Regions from separate parts of the Homo sapiens genome. Here region 1 is linked to region 2. Evidence: chromatin contacts called from ENCODE Hi-C or POLR2A ChIA-PET data. All regions are on one chromosome and are shown on one strand. The core of a region is the stretch at or near the end of the contact, and the rest is flanking DNA. Distances in the headings are between cores, read along the strand shown.

Region 1 (5,469 bases), core at 2,156-4,655, 85 kb before region 2:
GTGCAGTCGTGGGTTCTTGGCTCACTGCAACTCCACCTCCTGGGTTCAGGCGATTCTCCTACCTCAGCCTCCCAAGTAGCTGGGATTACAGGTGCCTCCCACCATGCCTGGCTAGTTTTCTTTGTATTTTTAGTAGAGATGACATTTTGCCATGTTGCCCAGGCTGGTGTGAAACCCCTGACCTCAAGTGAGCCGCCTGCTTGGCCTCCCAAAGTGCTGGGATTACAGGCGTGAGCCACCACGCCCCACCTAGAGTAGAATTTTAACTTGCTTATCTTTACATCTCCCATGCTGGCACTGAGAAGGTGCACATTCATTCATTTCACAATAAAGTTTCAGGCACTATTTCAGCAGTAAACAGTCCATTTGTTGATAGTTAACACAGAGAAAATAGTACTCATTGGGATGTGTTTTTATACTTGTAAGGTCGATCTGGATTTGTTTGTTTGTTTTGATATGTAAGGACCAAGAAAGAAAAGGTTTGCTAATCTACGAGTATTTCTGGTGTAGAATGCAAATGCTCTCTTATTCCTTCAACTGGCTTTATACTAAAAAGAGATCACTGGGCTCAGAAAGGTCCTATTTTTCAGATAATACAGCAGTTCCTTACTGACTTGCCTCAGGAGTAAACTCCTTTTCCAATTTTTAAAAGGATAGTACCAGGATGCCACTGTGCTCATAGTTGGGCTTTTTTGTACATGTTAATTTTTTTTTTTTTAAATATAGTGACAGAATGCATACCACTGAGGTGGTAAATGGAAAAAATAAGTGCAGTGGAGTATACTGTCTGTTTCTTGGGGCCTTTTCTATTAATCACAGGAGGAAGCATCAGACATGACCAGATGAGAGAGCCAGATGACCCAAGTTCATGCCAGATCAAAATCAGAATGGCAAAATTGGGAGGAGTTGATGCTGTTGAATTGAGAAAGCATAAGGTTCTCAGAGTGATAGAGCTGGAAGGATCATAAAGGTCATCTAGTCTAATGGTTCTCAAACTCGAAGGAACATTAGGGTCATCCTGGAGAGTTTACTGGGCCCCGTCTCAGAGGTTCTGATGCTGTAAATCAGGCGGGACCCCTGAATTTTCATTTCTAAGAAGCTCACAGGTGCTACTAATGTTGAAGAGAACCTATGATCTAGTTCAACTTCTGGGATTTCTTGCTTTCTTTCTTTTGTAAAAAAAATAAATAAATAAATTTAAAAAAGAGTTTTTGAAGATGGGGAAATGAGGCCTGGAAATAGAAAAGATTTGCCTAGAGTCACACACACTGTCAGGTCAGGTAGAGTCAAAATCAGGCACCCCGACTCACAGACTGCTTCACATTGCCATCAGAGATTGTCCTGCAACAATATTATGTTTAGTTCTACTGCAGAATGATAACTGGATCTTACCCCCTTTGCCTGATCTGGCCACAAACTTGTTTTTCAGGTCTTTCCATTAGGCTCTCTTCAGCTAATTAAAAAAAAAAAAATCAGTTAACCCACATTTATTGACCAGTGCTGTGTGTTCACAACTGTATTTAGACTAGTGGTATAGCAGTGCAGTAGTCTGAAAACATTTTCTCATCTGTAAACAAAGACAGTCATACCTCCTAGGACTGCAAGAAGTCACTGAACATATACCTGGCCCTTAGTGTACACATTACTAAAGAGAATAAGATGTGGTCTGCACCCTCTCATGCACCAGTGGCTTCTTGAGCAGTATGATAGAGAGAGACAGCTGAGATTTAGTGGAAAAACACAAGGCTTAGAATTGGGAGAGCTGGGTTCAAGCCCCAGCTTTGCCACTAAATGGCTGTGTAGTCTTGAACAAGTCACCTGCCCTCTCTGAGCTATAATTTGAAATAGACTTAGCTTAAGCAACAGGAAAGCAGTAATGAGCTAGAGGAAGGATAGAAATTGGGAAGAAGTATAAATCTGCTTAGGAGATGGCAAGTTTGGGGCTGAGGTGGAATTGATCTGAGGGAGAGACCTGGTAGAAAGAGCTAGGCAGTATGAGGCTGAGTGTCTGAAGGGGTAGCAGGCCTGGGGGTGGTCCAGTGATGGTTGAATGGGTGGGCCAGCCCAGCGAGGGGATCGCCTGCAATCCAGTAGAGATGCCCTCATTTTCATGGCAGGGTCCCCCTGTGCCAGTAGACAGACCCAGGCCTGGGAAGGAGGGCTGGTTGAAGTGAGATGGATACCAGTCTTGGAGCATGGTTGGAGAATCTGTCCAGGGTGATGGCATCTGTTTTGGATTGGGGCCTTGAGGCACATTTTCAGTTCTGCTCCCTGGACCAGCATAGGAGGGTGGCAGACAGTACAGTGATTTGAATACAGGATTGATCCTGCCACCTTGATTTCTGCCTTTATTTAGCGGCAAAGACACTAGATCAGAAAAGTACTGGATGTGATTGCTGTAGTCTTTCATGATTGATTTAGGAGCTGGGAGAGGCCTGGCTAGGAGTTGGAGGATCCCTGGGAAGATGAAGATTAGGTCTTACGTGAGCCTCAGCCCTCTCCTCTGTAAAATGGGAGTAATGATGGTAATTATGCTGATGTTACCTATTCTGACTGGAGTAAGGATTAAAGTACTTGTCTGGAGGAAGGCACTTCATGGTTAAAACATGAAAAGAGAAGTGCACAGTGTTTTTATTACAGGGAAACACCAAAGAGCTGGAAAGGAATGAGGGCTGGAGAGATGGAGCTGCCCTGAGGACTCTGGGAGGTCATCCTGGGGGCAGAACTTTGACAGTTGCTGCCCGAGGTGGGACAGGGATGCTGGGAAGATGTGACGATGTGCATAAGTGTGTCATGTTCAAGATGGTTCTAAGCCCTGGCCAATTCCATACATGCTCTTTTCCTTTCTCATCCATAGAGGTTTTGGCAAAGGCATACTTGGGAGTGTTGATATAGCTGACACTGCAGCACCCTCAGTTTACAGGTGTGAGAAGAGTGAGGCTCCCACAGTCTCACTTGGACAGGTAGTCAGGGCTCTGATGGAGCTCCTGGAGTTTCTAGGTTCTCTGTCACTTGATAGTCAGTGCTGGGAGGGACCTCAGGGAATCAGCCAATTTCACAGATGGGGAGAGTGAGGCAGGTTGGGAATTCTGGCCCCAGTGGAGGGCACCACATGCCCACAGGGAAATGTCTTTCCCAGCCCCCTCCTCATGCTTCTCCTCTTTTCTGTCTGGAAGTCCTAGTTCTCCTCCTCACGCTGAGACCCAGGTAGGGTGATTGTCCATGTTTCTTCATTTATCTGTTTTTTTTCTGTTGCCCAGGGACTACTCTAAGCACCATGCTGGTTGCTGACTGTTCGCTTTTGCAAGATCTTGGAATCTCTGTTTGTTCACATCACAACTCAAGAGGATACGTTCTCATTCTCCCAATGTTTGTCTTCTGCCCATTGCATCAAATTGCTCTTCCTTGTTTGGAATTAAACTTCTAGCAATCATTTACCTTTATGGTTCTCTTAACTTCAGGTCACACTGTTGTTTAGTCAATGTGAGAATCTTTCAGATGTTCTGCACTTTGCAAAAGGATATTCACAGCCAATGTGTGCGGCAGTGAAGGACACTTGTTGATTCCTTATTTATTGTCTGCTGTTCCAGGGACCGGGGACTAGAGGTGAATAAAGCCTTGTTTGGGCTGTCTAGGATGTTGTGATCGACACAGGAAACAGACATGAAAGCCAAATTGGCGCAGTGGGTGAAGTATTGTAATACTGGTCTCTGTTTATGATATATGGAAGAAGTTTCCTAGTAGCAGGGTGGGTGAGAGAGTCCATCATCATTGCAGATTGGTGCCTCTGTGGACATGCAGGTATATTAGGCCAGAGGTGGGGAGTGGGAGAGAGAGGGAGAGAGAGAGCACGACAAAGAGAGAGAGAGAGAGTGAGCAAGAGAGAGGGAGGGAGAGAGACAGAGAGAGAGAGAGAGAGAGAGAGAGAGTGAGCAAGAGAGAGGGAGGGAGAGAGACAGAGAGAGAGAGAGAGAGAGAGGTTTTGAGAGCATTGATATGGGGTCTACATATTCCCCCCGGCCCCCATTCCCTATTATCATAGAAGCATGCTGCCCTCCAAGGCTTTTGAATTTGCCACCGTGAAGAGCATGCATGGAATCTTCGGCTGTGGCCTTGCATTGCCCCCTGTCTTCGCAGCGGAGCTTCTTTATCTGACCCGTGCATGTGCCTCTGATGAGCAGCCCTTCATCACAGCTCTGCGGCCTCCTCCTAGGCCCCCGCCTTCAGCTCTCCAGTTCATTTCCCGCCTTGTTCCCATTGCCACCTGCGGGCTTGGAGGGCCACCTGACATTCTGTCCTTTGGGTCCCCTGTGACTCCAGAGCTCCTTCCCTTCTGGGGCGCCCACATCTGCGACACGCTTGTTTGCCCAGTGCATTTTCTACACTTAGAGTTCCTCTCGTGCTCTCATATTTCCATTTAAAGCCCTCTCGAGAGGTCTGTCTCCTGCCAGCAGCATTCCTTCTAGTTTACTAGAACTCCATTTCTCATCCTGCCAGGAATCCAGCCGTGGAGTGAGCTTCAGCAAGCCTCTCTGCAGTCTCTTGTCTGCTCCAAAACTGTGGCCTCTGGTTGTGAGAAATGGGCATCCTGAGTCAGTGAGAGCAGTAGTTAGCTTGCAGCAGCTTCCCCTCTCCCCCTGAGTGAGCCTTTCTTCCTCTTCCTCCTCTTTCATTCAGCCTCATCCTGCCTTGGGTCCATTTGACAGATAATGGCACCTTGAGGCCTTGTCTTTTGCATGGCATCTGTGCCTGACTGGTCAGAAATTACTTGTGAAGCAACATAGGGGGTTGTTGGTTGGGTCCACTTTTAGGATGAAGTCAGAAGGGATCGTGAGTGATGCTTGGCCAATAAGAATGTATTGATTTGATTTACTAATTAATTTCATTTCCAGACACCAATATATGCATAGCCTTGTTTGAAGAAAATTAAGGAGAACCATTTTGTAAATGGCAATGAGTGTAAGACACTTAACTATCTTCCTGCTCTCCCTGGCGTGGGCTTCCGCGCTCCCTGACTCTGCTTTTATTTAAGGTGTCTGGGAAGGCATTTGTCCTTCGGCTTCCCAGCTGGCTTCTTGCCTTCTCACTCACTGCCTCCCGTAGCCTGTGGGCAGAATCCCTCACCGTGCCCACCTTGCCCTGCTCTCGTCTGACCTCACCTCTGTTTCCAGGATTTGCTATGGCTGTCCCCTGCCAGTCATGCTCTGTGCTTGCTACTCTGAGTGTGTCCCTGGTCCCACTCTCTTGCAGCCTCTGTGTCTTAGCACATGCTGCCCTGATGGCCCAAGGGCCCTTCCCCTTTGTTTCTGTCTGGGGAATGTTCTGTCTCCTCTTTCTTGAACCTCCTTATATTCCCTCAAGAAGACTTAAGGCAAAAACAAACCTGAACTTACTATGTGTGGTATTTTTGTGTTATAAGTGTAGGACCTAGTCATAGTAACACATTTCAAAAATATGGAACCGTATAAA
Region 2 (5,873 bases), core at 3,352-5,851:
CCTCCCAAAGTGCTGGAATCATGGAGCTTTTTGTTTGTAAGCATGTCAGCCCTCACCTTCCAGAGATCTTGATTTGAATGGGCTAGGTTGGGGTTCTCGCTATTAGCGCAAAAAAAAGTAAGTACTGAAGGGATTCTAAGATTCGTCTAGAGAAGACGATCACCGCATTAGGGGGCAGAAAGTCCACTTTTCATTATTTTGTTGGTACAGTATACTTTTTTTCTGACTCTATGAACCCTCAATCTTATGATGTTACCATTCCATTGAAGGGTGGGATTTATTCACTGAGAACATTTATATTTTTTTGAGATGTCTTAGGCTGTGGAGAGGGTGTTACAGGGATGGACACAGATGCTGAATTTAGTGGCCCCAGAGAAGAGGAATTAACCACTTTGGATTGGATTATTGGGAGCAACCAAAAGTCAGTGCTGTGGCTTTTGCTGTCTTCCCTTGTAATCTCTTCCCCTCACCAGATTTTCAACACAGAAGGGGTGTATTTTCTAGTTATGGGGTATTCACAATCACATCTAATAATTTTACTCCAGAACATACTATGGCTTGTTTATACTAGCTTGAATATTTGTAGTCTCTTTGATTTTTGTTTGCTAATTTAATTTACTATTGCATATAAAAGAATGGCTTCCATGGAGATAATCACCGTGGCTCCCAGAGTGCATCCAGAGACATTTGCCTTGCTTCTGTGGAAATACACCCAAATTCCCCAGCATGACATTGAGTGTTCACCCCACACCTGACACCAGTCTCTCTTGCTCTAATTAAGGCCACTCTTTACCATTCTTGGGCACCAGCCAGATGAACTATACCCTGGTGTGGGATCTGCCCGATCCTGCTGAGACATTAACTCTGTCCTGAAGCTGTTTGTCCTTCCAGCAGCTAGAAATAATCTTTCCTTTCCTAGAACTTCCACACTGCATTGAGCAGGAACACTTGTAGAACTTCTCACATTGTACCTCAAGGTATTCTTATTTATGCATGTATATAATTTCTCCCCTTCTACTACTGTAAGCTTCTGCAGGGTGGGGCAGCCTCTTCTTAATTTTGATATCTACTGCTGTGCCAAGAATATTGTAGGCATTTCCTAAATTATTTTTCCCCCAGTGTATGTGTTACTTTGTTCAATTCAGCAGTTGTCCAAAGCTAATCTCTTGAGCTATTGGTAGCTTTGGTGAACATTTGGAGAGGACTACTGTGATGGCGTAAAATCCGGTGACCTAGTTACAGAATATCCCCTGCAGGCTCACTGGTAAGGAAGGCTCATGTTTAAACTCAGTGAAAGGAGAGCCTGGCTTATTTATGGTGGTGGTTGTTTACATGTCTTTAAATGACCTTCTTTTTTTTTTAATATAAAGGCAATATATTCTCATAGAAAATTCAGAAACTGTAAACAGGGTTAAAGAAGAAAATAAAAATCAACACTATCACTTTCACCTATTTATTATTCTTATTTTATTTATTTATTTATTTATTTTTAAGGCAGAGTCTCTTTCTGTCACCCAGGCAGTGGCACGATCTCGGCTGACTGCAACCCCTGCCTCCCAGGTTCAAGCGATTCTCCTGCCTTAGCCTCCCAAGTAGCTAGGATTACAGGCATGCACCACCACCAAGTCCGGCTAATTTTTGTATTTTTGGTAGAGACAGGGTTTCACCATGTTGGCCAGACTGGTCTTGAACTCTTGACCTCAAGTGATCCGCCTGCCTTGGCCTCACAAAGTGCTGGGATTAGAGGCGTGAGCCACTGTGCCTGGCCACTTCCACCTATTATTAATGAAACCTGTCCTATTTAACAAAAACGATAATGTGGGGTGTCTTGTGCTTGGAGCTTGGAGAAAGGAATTTGCCTCTGTTTTTTTAATGACTTATGGCAAGGCCAGTATGACCAGTAAGTGGGCTGTTTATTATTATTATTATTATTAATCACCATTGTCACTGATAGAAATTGTCACTATTGTCACTGATAGAAACCAAGATAGAAATTGTCACTATTGCTATAGCCCCAAGAAGGACCTCATGGCTGCATAACGATTGAGCACCTTATATTTACACAATGCTTGGTTGTTGTTTTTTAAGGCAACTGTGACTCAACAACAGCTGTTTGAGAACAGCTCCATCCCAGATGAAATCAGAGGAACCGAAGTTTAAAAAGAAAGTGTTTCTGGGCTGGGCGCGGTGGTTCACGCCTGTAATCCCAGCACTTTGGGAGGCTGAGGCGGGCAGATGGTTTGAGGTCAGGAGTTTGAGAGCAGCCTGACCAACTTGGTGAAACCCTGTCTCTACTAAAAATACAAAAAAATTAGCAGGGCGTGGTGGTGCATGCCTGTAGTCCCAGCTACTCAGGAGGCTGAGTCAGGAGAATCCCGTAGTCCCAGCTACTCAGGAGGCTGTCAGGAGAATCCCTTGAACCCGGGAGGCGGAGGTTGCAGTGAGCTGAGATAGTGTCACTGCACTCCAGCCTGGGCCACAGAGCGAGACTCCATGTTAAAAAAAGAAATGTTTCTGAGCACTAAAGACAATTTGAACAAGGCAGAAAAGTACAAATAGGAAAACAATAATCTTACTAGATTGTTTGTTTTTGAGACAGCATCTCCCTTTGTCATCCAGGCTGGAATGCAGCAGCACGATTATGGCTCACTGTAGCTGCGAACTTCTGGGCTCAATCAACCCTCCCACCTCAGCCTTCTAAGTAGCTGGGACTATTCTGTAGTGATAATCCTTGTTAAAGTTTTGGAAAATACCTTTTTTAGAGTCTCTCTTTCTCTCTACACAGACACACACACACACATACACACATGCAACTTTTATGTGAATGACGGCATTTACAATTTACGTAAATTACTGCAGGTGCTATCATTTATTTTTTTCACTCAGCAATATGCCTTGAAAAAATTTTAAGTCAATCAACATACAGATATTTGTCATCTTTTAAATAGCTATAGATTTTCGCTCAGACTCAAAGTCTAATTTTTAAAGAAGTGACTGTTATATTTAAATCATATATAGCTTCATGATGAAAAAAGGAAAAACAATTCTTGGGACCGGACATGGTGGCTCATGCCTGTAATTCCAGCAGTTTGGGAGACCAAGGTAGGAGAATTGCTTGAGGTCAAAGGTTTGAGACCAGCCTGGGCAACACAGTGAGACCCTGTCTCTCCAAAAAAAAAAAAAATATATATTAGCTAGATGTGGTGGCACATATCTGTAGTCCTACCCACTCAGGAGGCTGAGGAGGTGGGAGGATCGCTTGAACCCAGGAGTTTAAGGCTGCAGTGAGCTAGAACGGTGCCATTGCACTTCAGCTTGGGTCACAGAGTGCAACTCTGTCTATAAAACAAAGACAAAAGCACCACAGTTCGTTAGATATAACTGAATATTATCTTCATTTCCTACTGTAGTGGTTCTTAGAAAGGTTGTTTCTTAAGTTAGAAACTGTTGCCTAAGTATTTAGGATGTGGCAGGCACTGTGCTACATGCTGGGGTTGACGAATGCATGGGATTCGGCTCTCTCCCAGGCTGGTGGGAAGAGGACACATCTAGAAGCCAGGGTATATACCCCGAAGGGGTTTGAGGCAGTGCAGAGTTGATGATGATGGTCTCCAGCCTGCCTTTCCTTTACAAAAATGAGGAGACTGCATCTCACATTGCCAACGAGCTGCTTGACTCTACCGATATTCCCTACCAAGCACGATTATGGGTAGTCTTAAAATTCTTAATAATAAAATAGATATTGAAAATAGTGTTTTTTTTTTTAACAGTGAAAGTAATATGTACTCATGTATAGGTTTTCAATATACAGGAAACTATAAAATGAAAAGGATTGTACCTGTAATCCCACCCCTTACAGCTAACTACTGTGACATTTTATTTGTAGAAGTCCATTTTGCTATCAGACCTCAAGTTTTAAAATCTTAACTCACCCTCTGTAACCTAGTTCTCAGCTCTATTTTATGTAACGTTTTTAAAGGATTCAAGATTTAAAATAAACTTATCTCACCCCAAATGCACTTGTATATTTTTGACACCCCCTCATCTCTCTCTCTCTCTTGTCTCTCTCTCTTCTCTGTCTCTCACTCTATCTCAGTTCTCTTTCTCCTCTTCTTTCTCTCTCTCCTCTCTCCTCTCTCTGTCTTTCTCTCTCTGTCTCACACACACACACGGGGAAAAAAAATCACTCGAGTTAAGAATCAGTCTCTCATTTTACAGATAGGAAAACTGAAATCTAGAACTTGTCTGAAATCATGTTAAAAAAAAAAAAGTGGTAATCTGTGCTCGAACCCAGGTCTCCTGAATTTTCGTTCAGTGCTTTTTCCATTCTACAGTGATGCCTCCTTACTAGGTCATAGAAACAGTGGCAGAGGGAGAAAAGGAAAAATACGTCAGCTCCAAAGAGTGCAGTTTTTTTTTTTCTGTGTCCTTTAGCTGAGCTATTTTTGTGACTATTCAGTACATGTACAATGCTGCCTCTTGGAGTGTTCCGGCTAGACTAAGAGGCCATTCACTGCTGACTGCAGCCATGCCATCCCTCCATGGAATCCTCGGCCCGGAAATCAGATGGGAACAAACTATTCCAATATACAAATCAAATTTCAGAGTCTGAGTGTACACAGAAAAATTACTGGATATCCTGTTGGACTATGTACATAACAATGACACAGTGATTTATGAGGGTATGATGGGGCAGAGGGTAGCGGGTGATGTTGGAGTTGATTCATCACTTAAGCGCTAATCCATTCACCAGCTCCAGTCAGACTTCAACACAAATGCCAAATTATTCATCTTCCCTAAATCCAACCCTATTATTTTCTCTCTCAAAACCTTCAGTTGCTTCCTTTTGCATATGGAAGAGAGCGTGGACTCCTCCATCTGGCATTTAAGGCTTTCTATGATCTGTCCTCCCAGACATTGATAGGCTGTGGAGATACAGTAAGGTAGTTGTTATGAGCCACACCTTGCAGCCAGGCTGCTCCAGCACCAAGCAACACTTTCCCCGGGAGGTTGCTGCACCTCCCTGCTCCTCACTTTCCTCATTTGTGGAATAGGAATAGGGTCATTGTGAGAATTAAATAAGTTAATATTTGTAAAGGGTTTAACAGTGACTAGCTCATAATCCGTCACGTAGAAAGTTTTTTCTTAGCTCATTTAATAAGTACCTTTCTAACCCATCACTGATAGCATTTTTCTTTTGCACCAGACTTCTTTCTAGTCATTGCTGGGAGCGTCCTCTCATTTTCCTGCCTCCCTGTAGCTGTCACTCTCACTCCTAAACTGTTGGCGTTCTCATTTTGGCTTGCCCAAATCTTACGCATTCTTTTAAGTCCATGTTCAAGTGAATCCTCACTGATTTTGTTCTTCATTCATCCCCTTAACAGACTTTTATGGAGGGTCTACTGTGTGCAAGGTGTATTATGTAGGAAGCCTTCCACAGTTCCCAGAGCTAGGTGAGCTCTGTCATGTAGGCCTGTCTTGTACATATCACCTTCGACATTGCTGAGCAGTTTGTGTTGGACATGTTTGATCTCCTCCCCTAGAATATAAACAGCTGGAGAGTAGGATGCTTATTAGTAGGTGCTTATTAAGCTTTCTTTAAAATGAGTAAGTGCACATGCTACCTTTTATAGATCTGTTACCTTCTAATGAAGGCAAGAACAATAGGAACAAACATTAGTTTTGTGTGTGTGTGTGAGAGAGAGAGAGACAGAGAGGGAGAGAGAAAGAGAGAGAGAGATTTTGAATGGGAATAATTATGAGGCCACATCTGAGGGCAAATAACCACTTCCAAGTTGAAGAAAGGCAAGGAGAAGACAGGAATGAGAGGAGAGCTGTAGCAGTCAAAGGAAACGGGATGAGAATATGTTATT

The links. A loop is a pair of places that touch in the nucleus more often than their neighbours do. ChIA-PET counts read pairs that join two places held with the same protein, here RNA polymerase II (POLR2A). Pooled maps may share reads with other maps.
Region 1: a loop to region 2 is called in a map of PC-9, with 2.2 times the contacts of the local background. The contact joins the promoter of FLJ42393 here to the enhancer-like site in region 2. A Hi-C loop is called at or near these places in 5 of 168 maps with a recorded cell type or tissue (Calu3, PC-9, cardiac septum and 2 more) and 10 of 50 pooled maps. POLR2A ChIA-PET finds 5 or more read pairs at or near these places in 6 of 52 experiments (AG04450, IMR-90, WTC11 and 2 more).

What each region holds. Positions count from the first base shown.
Region 1 is chr3:188,175,138-188,180,606 of GRCh38, forward strand. It overlaps FLJ42393 (a long non-coding RNA gene), which reads left to right and starts at 3,406. Exons shown (of 1, transcript NR_024413.1): 1 at 3,406-5,469. All of the region lies in intron 1 of LPP (LIM domain containing preferred translocation partner in lipoma), which reads left to right. RefSeq lists an enhancer at 4,170-4,782.
Region 2 is chr3:188,258,575-188,264,447 of GRCh38, forward strand. The region is part of intron 2 of LPP (LIM domain containing preferred translocation partner in lipoma); the gene reads left to right. Among named protein-coding and RNA genes, the nearest start is that of FLJ42393, 83 kb to the left of the region's middle. Within about 2 kb of position 4,602, at least 19 of the 41 ENCODE cell types and tissues checked have a DNase peak (open chromatin) inside an H3K27ac peak, as active enhancers do; they include PC-9, psoas muscle and tibial artery, where a contact is called at or near this core.